2 separate regions of the Homo sapiens genome follow, and region 1 is linked to region 2. The links are chromatin loops, found by intact Hi-C in ENCODE. Cell type or tissue: MCF 10A. All regions are shown on one strand. Region 1 overlaps DYRK1A (dual specificity tyrosine phosphorylation regulated kinase 1A). Region 2 overlaps VPS26C (VPS26 endosomal protein sorting factor C).

Evidence for each region. Hi-C counts contacts between places; a loop is a spot of excess contacts. Peaks named below come from ENCODE experiments on the same cell type or tissue, not always from the same donor. Only the 100,000 strongest peaks of a DNase experiment are listed, where the experiment ranks them.
Region 1: it touches region 2 in a loop (3-fold over the local background); 3 of 110 quality-filtered maps call a loop at or near these places.

The regions. Positions count from the first base shown.
Region 1 is chr21:37,494,531-37,499,530 of GRCh38, reverse strand. DYRK1A (dual specificity tyrosine phosphorylation regulated kinase 1A) reads right to left here. Exons shown (of 12, transcript NM_001347721.2): 9 at 3,273-3,413. Among named protein-coding and RNA genes, the nearest start is that of KCNJ6-AS1, 22 kb to the left of the region's middle. In MCF 10A, a CTCF peak has its summit at 2,364; no DNase peak of the experiment used is centred here.
Region 2 is chr21:37,248,958-37,253,957 of GRCh38, reverse strand. All of the region lies in intron 1 of VPS26C (VPS26 endosomal protein sorting factor C), which reads left to right. Among named protein-coding and RNA genes, the nearest start is that of VPS26C, 16 kb to the left of the region's middle. In MCF 10A, a CTCF peak has its summit at 2,850; a DNase peak (open chromatin) is centred at 2,797.

The DNA of each region.
Region 1 (5,000 bases), 250 kb before region 2:
TTGTTAAGATGTCCATTTTCCTGAATGCAATCCCAACTGCAACCCAAATCAAAATGCTAGCACCATTTTTTTGGTAGAAATTTACAAGCTGATTCTAAAAATCCATATGTGAAAAGAAAGGACCTAGAATAGAAAACATATCAACAGGGTAAAGTAATTGCTTTCAGCAAATGCTGCTGTAACTACTAGGTAAGCATATGGAAGAAAATGAACTTCAACCCCTTCACCCTGTTCCACGCTCAAAAATTAATTCAAGATGGACCACAGAATCCTAACTGTAAAAGCAGACTAAAAAATAAAAATAAAAAACTTTTAGAAGAAAACACAGAATATCTTCACAAACTTGGAGATGGCAAAGATTTTTCAGGATAAAAAAAGTACCAAACAAAAAAAGTTGACAAATACAACTTCATCAATATTAAAACTCCCTATTCATCAAAAGATACCATATTAAGAAAGGAAAAGGCAAAGCCACAGTCTAGGGAAATACACTGACATACATGTGACAAAAAACTTAATGACAAAGGACTACTCAATTATTAAACAACCCAGTAACACAAGCAAAAGATGGGAAAGACCTGTGACAAAGAATATGTATGAAAGGCTAATAAGCATATGAAAAGGTGGTATTAGCCATGAAGAAATGCAAATGCAAACCACTACATATCCACTACAGAATGGCTAAAACCCAACAGACAAACCATACAAAATGGTGAGGATGTCACGCAACTGGAACCCTCATACATCATGGGAATATAAAATAAAACAACTTTGGAGAACTGGTGTTTTCTTGTGAAGGTAAACACATACCCCATGACCTGGCAATTCTACTCTTAGACTGTGCTGTCAGAGAGATGAAAACATATGTATAAAAGACTGTTCCCTGCAGCCTTATTCATAATAGTCCCAAACTGGGAACAAACCAAATGACCACTGACAGGTGAATATAAATTATGGCATGTTCATTCAATGAAATATGTTGAAGCAATAAAAAAAAATTAATTCCTGAGACATACAATATTGATGATTTTCCAAAAACAATACATTTGCTGAGTGAAGAAAACCCAAAACTAAACAATAAATACTATAAGGCTCCAATTATACTAAGTTTGCCAATGAAAAAGCAAAGCTAGTCTTTGATGATAGAAATCAGAAAGTAGTGGGATAACAGAAAAGGTCACAAGAGGATTTGGAATGATAGAAATCTTTCATATTGGTTTAGATGGGGGACACTGCTGTACACAAAGGTGAAAACAAACTCAACACTTAAAATATGTATCTTATATAAACTGTACTTCAAAAAAAGCATCATTTATTGTCTTCTTCATTCTGCACCTCCACCAGGAAAAAAATATATAGTATTTATTTCATTATTGGAAAACCCTAATATGGGGCTTTTGAAATGTAAAATGAAAAATTAAAAGTAAAAATAAAATCAGTAAACAAACCACAAAGAGATAGCCAATGAAAGTATATGCACATCTATTTGTATCTCTAGTCAAAATTCTTAGTGTACCATTTGTAATGTAATTATTTGATTATGAATTTGACTTTTTGTTACAAAATTTATCTCTTAAAAGCAAAATAATTATTTCATATTTTTAAAAATTAAGTTGCTTAAGTCAATTGCTAAGTGCGACTAAAATAAATCTCATAAAAATCTAGTTAATTCACATGTATTAAATGTATGTTAAGATATCCACTTCCAATTTTAAAAGGGAAAAGACAATCTACTCATTTCTGAAATGCCCCCACCCCAAATAACTAAAAATAGTAATACCTATAGATCAATTTGAAAGAAATGATAGGTCACTGTGGTTTTTGTAAGGCAGAGATTTAGGAGATGGAATGGGATGTTTTATTGAGGAAAAAAAATAGCAGAAGCAAAATATAAATAAATCAATCTGAAATGGAGAAAGCAGCAGCCTGTATCACAGAGAGAGACAACATAAAAAAGATTTAATTTCCTCTCCATGCTAATTCAAACTGGTAGGAACGCCTTTAAATGCTGGTGAAGCTAGTAAGGATTCCCAGACTAAGTTTTTGGTTACATGGAAAATGGGCCACGATTAATGAGCTATGTGGGTAAAGAAAAAACAAGAGCCCAGGAGGTCTCGATGGCATTTTCCATCCTTTCCTTATGGGGAATAGGCATAATTTAGCAGCTGGAAACTGCACTGCCTATAGCTTTAGTGAATATGGCAGAACACAAGAACTTACAAATCAGTTTTGAAAGATACAACTACGTATGTGCTTTTAAATATTCTAAAGAAAATCATCTGATATTAAAAGTTATGACTCCATAGCTGTGTGGAGGTGAATTAAGGCGATCAACCATCATCTTCAGTTCACTGAAAATGACACCTGGTGGCAGCGTCCGCTAAAATACAAGGCAAAATAATAACTGAAACAAAAATAAACTCTTAAATGTTATAAAATGCAAAACTATGATCTCAAGGTGACTTCTGTATGTACATGTGTGTGTGGGGGTCATATTCAATCACATATTTATACATTACATTCATTCAATACTAGGACCAAAGTAAATTACAAAACATGATTATTTACAGATCTATAAAACAAAAGTAAAAAATCAAGATGCAAAATTGGCATCATTTACTCTATTAAACTGACATAGTTTAGGTATCTTTTAAAAAGTCCTCAGATAAAAGAAAATTACTAAAACAAACCAAATGTTTTAAAAACCTCACTTTAAAAGATTTTGGAGATGTGAAATTTTTGCTATCCAAGTCAATGAGCTAGGAATCTGAAGTCTATCAAAGGACCATCTAGTCAGTTAATATCCTTGGAAAAAAATCACATACTACTTAAGCCAAAAATCATCTTCTGACATAATTTACCAACTGAACTTAAAAAAAAAAAATCATTTACTCCAATTGTGACTTCTGTTCACAGCTGCAGTATTAACTGTGACCTCATTACATGCCCAAGCTGTGAGAAACAAAGATCAAATTTATTAATTCTACTGTTGAAACCAAGTATGGTGATGTGATCAGCTGCCTCAAAATGCAGGCATACAGTTTTTAATATGAAGTTTTAAAGATAACTCTGACCATTAATCAAACACTGGTCCATACCTGATAGTTCAGGTCAAACTATACTCAACTTCTGAACAAAATATCTATGTAAGGTATCAATAAAATCGTTAACTGAAACACACTGATTTCAAGTAAATGCAAAATGAGCTATAAAAAGACAGGTATGATAAAGAAATTTAATAAAGGCTCAAAACAGATATATCCTTATTTTACCCGTTTTCCATCTTTGGTCTTCTTTAAGTTCCAAGTGCCATCTGGCAACTTCTCAAAGAACTTTCTTGCTTTTGGTGCTTGGTCAAGAATATGAGCAGGTGGAATACCCAGAACTTCCACTATTTTATTCATCTGATCTACCTGTATTAAAAATAAAAACAACAAAACCTGTAATTTCTACTGTACATCTACTCCTGCTCATCAAGTCATTCATTCATAAATAAATTGCACACCTCCTGTGTGTCTGGCACTCCTCTAGACATCCAGCATACAGTAATGAACAAACACAAGAAAGGCCCTACCTTCCTTGAGTCAAATACCCCACAGAAGGGAAGACAGTCAATTAACAAACATATTATGTCAGGTAGCCATGGATACAATGTTGAACAGTAAGGAAAGATGAGAGGAAGTTTTAAAGTTTCTGTTTTGGGAGAATTTTATTAAAAAAATTTTTTTTATTTACTTATTTTTGAGACAGGGTCTCTGTCACCCAGGCTGGAGTACAGTGGTGCACTCAGAGCTCACTGCAGCCTTGACCTCCTCCCAGGCTCAAGTGATCCTCTCACCTCAGCTTCCTGAGTAGCTGGGACTACAGGCATGTACCACCATGCCCGGCTATTTGTTTTTTAGATGGAGTCTCGCTCTGTCACCCAAGCTGAAGTGCGGTGGCGCAATCTCGGCTCACTGCAACCTCCACCTCCCAGGTTCAGGCAATTCTCCTGCCTCAGCCTCCTGAGTAACTGGGACTACAGGCATATTTTTCAGTAGAGACAGGGTTTCACCATGTTGGTCAGACTGGTCTTAAACTCTTGACCTCAAATGATCTGTCCACCTTGGCCTCCCAAAGTGCTGGGATTACAGGTGTGAGCCACCGTGCCCGGCCCCATGCCCAGCTAATTTTTAAAAGTTTTTGTGGAGATGGGGTTTTACCATGTTGCCTATGCTAGTCTCAAACTCCTGGGATAAAGCAATCCTCCCACCTTGACCTCCCAAAGTGCTGGGATTACAGGCGTGAGGTACGGCACCCAACCCAGTTTTCAGAGCATGTTAAATAACCACACACACACACACACACACACACACACACACACACACACACACACACAAAATCCCAGAGGCTTAATAAAGTATGGACCTAATAAAGTACTTTTTTAAGTACTTTAAATGAGTGTGCCTATTATATGCTAGGAACCATATTCAGTGGTAGAAAATAATAAACAAAACATAAAAATTCCTGCCAAAAAGAAGTTTATGTTATAGTGGGAAGACAGCAAATACATATACACACAAACACACAATTTTTTTTTTTTTTTAATGGAGTCTTGTTCTGTCTCCCAAGCTAGAGGGCAGTGGCGTGATCTCGGCTCACTGCAAGCTCTGCCTCCTGGGTTCAAGCCATTCTCCTGCCTCAGCCTCCCAAGTAACTGGGATTACAGGCACGCAACACCACACTAGGCTAATTTTTCTATTTTTAGTAGAGACGGGGTTTCACCATATTGGCAGGGCCAGTCTCGAACTCCTGACCTCAAGTGATCTGCCTGCTTCAGCCTCCCAAAGTGCTGCGACTACAGGTGTGAGCCACTGCGCCCGGCATTATCAATAAATAATTAAATACATGATGTCAGATGCTGGCTAAGAACTATGGGATGAGGAGAAGGGGTACTGCAACCGTAAGTGGGGTATATGGTTTCACCGAGAATGTGACATCAGAGCAAACACTAACATCAG
Region 2 (5,000 bases):
TATTTCTTGAATAGTCCTTATCCGAAATGCTTGGGACTAGAGGTGTTTTGGATTTTGGAATTTTTTCAGATTTGGAGTATTTGTAGATATTTAATGGTTGAGCATCCCTAATCCAAAAATCCAGAATCCGAAATGCTCCAGTGAGGGTCTTCTTTGAATGTCATGTCAGTGCCCAGAAAGCTTTGGACTTTGGAACGTTTCAGATTTCAGATTTTCAGACTAGGGATGCTCCATCCTATTGAAATCTGAAATCAGGTAGTCTCTATTAACATAATTTTGTTAATATGTGCTATCTAACTCCTGAAGCCACGCAACACACCATGATTAGAATTTAATACTCTGCTGCTAAAGATCCTGCATATACTTACTTTTATTAATGTTTACTTTTTATGAATAGTATTTTTCCCTTTCTTTTAAACTTTTGTTCAGTGGCTTCAGTTTCTTTTCCAGGCTCTCAAGAAAGTTTCAGATTTTGAAGTTTCACATCACACTATTGGACAGTATGCTTTTTGTCAGCCCATTTTACTTAGTATTGACGCCTGTGTGTATACTATACCATACGTAGAAGGAACCAGCTATGTTTTACCATGTTGGTTCTGCCCCAGAATGTGATACTAAAACATAAGCCCCCAGAGCATGGGCTTCACCTGTTGTGTTCCCTGCCATGTCCAAGTGCCTAAAACAGTGTCTGATACAGCAAGCATGCCAAAAAAGTTGTCAAATGATGGTATTATTTCTCTATATTGGCAGCACATGTATGTAAGCCATGTAAATTGATATCTTGTTATTTTGTTACAGTTTCATTGCTAGTGAACTAACTTTTGTAGATTTTACTTAAACATTAATCAATTTTAGAATATGACTCAATTGTCCAGAAAGTAATATAACTATTTCCTCCTATACGTGATAATTTCTGTGTTTTTTAAAAACAGGTATAATTACAAACAGTAGATGACTCTTTTCAGTATAAAGTTCCTTGAGACTGTAGCCACCCACAATTCAAGATATGGAACAGATCTGACACCCCCCAAATTCCCCTGTGCTCCTTTGTAGCCCCTGTTTTCAGTCCCTATAGTTTGCTTTTTCCAGAATGTCACGTAACTGGCATAAATATGATTATGTGCTTTGTAGCCTTTGAATCTGGCTTTATCATTAGCGTAATGCATTTCGTTCGGATTCATCCAGGTTGTGTGTTAATAGTTCATTCGTTTTGATGGCCGAGTTGTCCACCCTTGCATAGATGTATCACAGTTTGTTCATCTATTCACCTGTAGAAGACGTTTGGGTGATGATGAATAAAGCTCCCAGAAGCACTTGGGCATGATTTTTGTGTGAACATAGCTTTCATTTCACTTGGGTTTTAAAATCTAGGAATGGGGTTGCTGAGTGGCATTGTCTTAGTTTGTTTGTTTGTTTGTTTGTTTCTGTACCAGGAAATGAACTGCATTGGAGTATCTCAGTTTAAATGATAGTTTGGAGATAGTGTATTCCATGCAAAATTCTCTTTCCTGGAACTTCAGTAAATTTCACATAATACTGGCCATTACTTACCATGTGGAGAACTATCTGAGGATTGTTTATCCTGTTTTTTCAGACAAGATGGAAACAGTTACATAAAATAGTGGAGATGGGGATACCTAACACATTGAAATCTCTTTAATGTTTCTGATTTCCGCTTTCTAATCAAAATGGGTCTCTCAGTGCTACTAAGAAAGGGTAGAGTGTTTCAACAAGCAATTAATTGTCTCACTCATGTTTTCCCACCCAGCTCAGTAACTTACCTTGGTGTTTTGTTTTCATGTTAGTTCACTACTTAGTGCATTTGGTCCTCATTGGTAAATAAAAAGGCATCTCACTATAGGTGTACCGGATCTTTAGACCAAATGGGATGGCAGAATCTCAGGTGGTTTAGGAGGGAAGGCCTTGTTCAGATATATGCACACGACTGTGGGGAACGAAGATGGGCTGTCATGGTGCATCCCACTGCCAGGACCATTGGAAAGGAAAAGCATTGCAGAGAGAATGGCTGAGGCGTTGAGAGGCTTTTACTTTTCTAGCAGTTGTGTTCAAGTCCAAAATAAGAACTAACCCAAAGAAATGTGACTTTTTAACACACAATCTTCAGATCTTTTCCTGAGGAGAGACTATTAGGCCTATAGGTTATCAAAATTTAAGAGGCTTAGAACTTTGTACATTGAGGTCTAAAGGCTACCCACTCTGGGATTTTGTTTTATTTAAAAATGGATTCATTATAATAGGTAATCAATTCACAGGGTTCAACATTCATGAATTTCAAGATCGATACCCCCTGCCTCACCCACCCTATTCATCAAGGGCTTCTCCTGTGGGGCAACCACAGCTATCAATTTCTTGTGATTCCTTCCAAAGATACTGTATGCATCTACAAGTAAATATGTACAAATGTGCTTTTTCTTCCTCTTTTTCACAAATGGTGCAATATACAGCTTAAATTTTAAAAAAAAGTAGAATGTATGGGAGTGAGGGGGCGTAGACTGGACATGCTGATTCATATGCAATAAGGAGTCAGTTCTTAAGATAAATGAAGGAAACTAGCCCTGCATCCCCATATGTACTAGTGTAAATGATCTCCACATTGTTGAAAGAAAACTCACAATTTTCCTATTGTTGGAATTTAGTTTGTCGACCATCTTTTGTTATTTACAAACAGTGTTGCAGTGAATAACTATGTTCATAAGTCATCTCACATCTGCAAATGTATCTGCTGGGCCCATGTGTTTGTAAAATGTTTTTGGTCTTGCCAAATAGCCGGCACGAGGTTGCAACATTTCAGGTTATCCCCAGCAATGCAGAGAAGGCTTATTGCCTCCCCTCTGGCAACACAATGTAATGACATTTTTTTATCTTTGTTTTAATTGCTATTTATCATATTTTTGTTGAAATTGAGCATATTTTTCTGTGTTTAGGAACAATCTGCATTCCCTTTTCTGTGAGCTCTTTGTTCAGATCATTTGCCCTTTTTTTTTTCATTTTTCTTCTGAGTTATCTTTTTCATCGATGTCTTTTTTTTTTTTTTTTTGAAATGGAGTCTCACTCTGTTGCCCAGGCTGGAGTGCAGTGGTGTGATCTCGGCTCACTGCAGTCTCCGCCTCCCGGGTTCAAGTAATTCTTCTGCCTCAGCCTCCCGAGTAGCTGGGATTACAGGCGTGCACCACCACACCCGACTAATTTTTATATTTTTGGTAGAGATGGGGTTTCAACATCTTGGCCAGGCTGGTCTTGAACTCCTCACCTCCTGATCCACCCACCTCGGCCTCCCAAAGTGCTGGGATTACAGGCGTGAGCACCGCGCCCAGCCTTTCATTGATTTCTTTTAGGCATTCTTAAAATATTAGGGAAATCAGCCCTTTGCTAATTTGTTATATTAAGTTGTAGGTATTTTACCTAGTTTATCATTTATATAGTGGTATTGTTCATAGTCATATTTGTGGCCATATTTATTCAGAGTTTTGAGGCATTCATAGAAAGGCCTTTCCCACTTAGATGTGAAAAAAATTATTCTCTATGGTTTTGTCCAAAACTTTTATTATTTCAGTTTTTACATTTAAGTATTTGCTACATTTGTCATACACAAAAAGTTTCAGTATGGTCCAACTTGATTTTTTTTTTTTTTTAAGAGAGAGTCTTACTCTATCACCCAGGCAGGAGTGCAGTGGCGTGATCTCAGCTCACTGCAACCTCCACCTCTTGAGTTCAAGTGATTCTCCTGCCTCAGCCTCCCAAGTAGCTGGGACTATAGGCATGTATCATCATGCCTGGCTAATTTTTTGTATTTTTAGTAGAGAAGGTGTTTCACCATGTTGGCCAAGTTGGTCTTGAACTCCTGATCTCAGGTGATCCGCCTGCCTCAGCCTCCCAAAGTGCTGGGATTACAGGCGTGAGCCACCCTGCCCGGCCCAACTTAATTTTTTTTGGTTGAGTTCTCTGGCCAGTTTCCCAGTATCACTTATTGAATATTCCCTCTCTTCCCTAAGGATTTTAAATGCTACCTTTATCAAACATTAGCTTCCCATACTGTCTGGGTCTATTTCTAGACTTTTGTTCTGTTGATCTTTCAGCCTGAACATGTGTGCTGTATGACACTTTGTAAATTATAGCAGCGTTGTAATATCTCACAGGGCTAGTTTCTCCAATTTCCTTCTTTTCAGATTTATCATTGCATATAAACTTCAGAATCAGCTTGTCTAGTGTATCCCTCCCACTCCCGCCATCTCCCCCTCAAAAAAGAAAAACAATTGTGGTGTTATTTTCTTTTAAGATTAGGTTGCCTTTATAAACCAACTTCTGGGAAAGTAGATTTGTTAAGGGCATTAAATCTTTCCCATTCAAAATCTGGCATGGTTGGCCATTTCTTCAAATTTTCTTTTGTGGCTTTCAGGCATGTTTTAAGTTTTGTCATCTGGGAGTTTTAGACATTTCCTGTGAAATTGACTTATAATATTTTAACTTTTTGTTCCTTTTGAAAATAAGGCCATTTCTTCCATTGTATCTTCTCACTAGTTGTTGGTTTATATGTGATACCTATTGGGTTCTCTGTGTTAATTTTGTACCCAGCTGTCATCTTTTCTGAAACTCTCTTCATGTTGATAGTAGTTTTTCAGTGGATTCCCTTGGGTTTCTTCAGGTATACACTCATTGTGCAAGTAGTGATCATTTTACCTCCTGCCTTTGAATTACCTCTTTCTCTCTCTAGTTTTATTGTATTAACTAGTACTTGCAGAACGTTAATTGTGGTGATAGTGGACATCCTTCTTTTATTCCTGACTTAAATGGATGATATCTTGTTTTCTCATTAAGTTTGATGCTGGCTTTGGGGTAAGGTAGATATATTTGGTCATCCTTCTATTATTTTACTAAGAATTTTATCAAGAATGCATAAATTTTTTCAAATGCCTTTTCAGCATCTATGGAGATGACTATATATAATTTTTCTCTTAATAGCTATTAATATGAGTTGTATT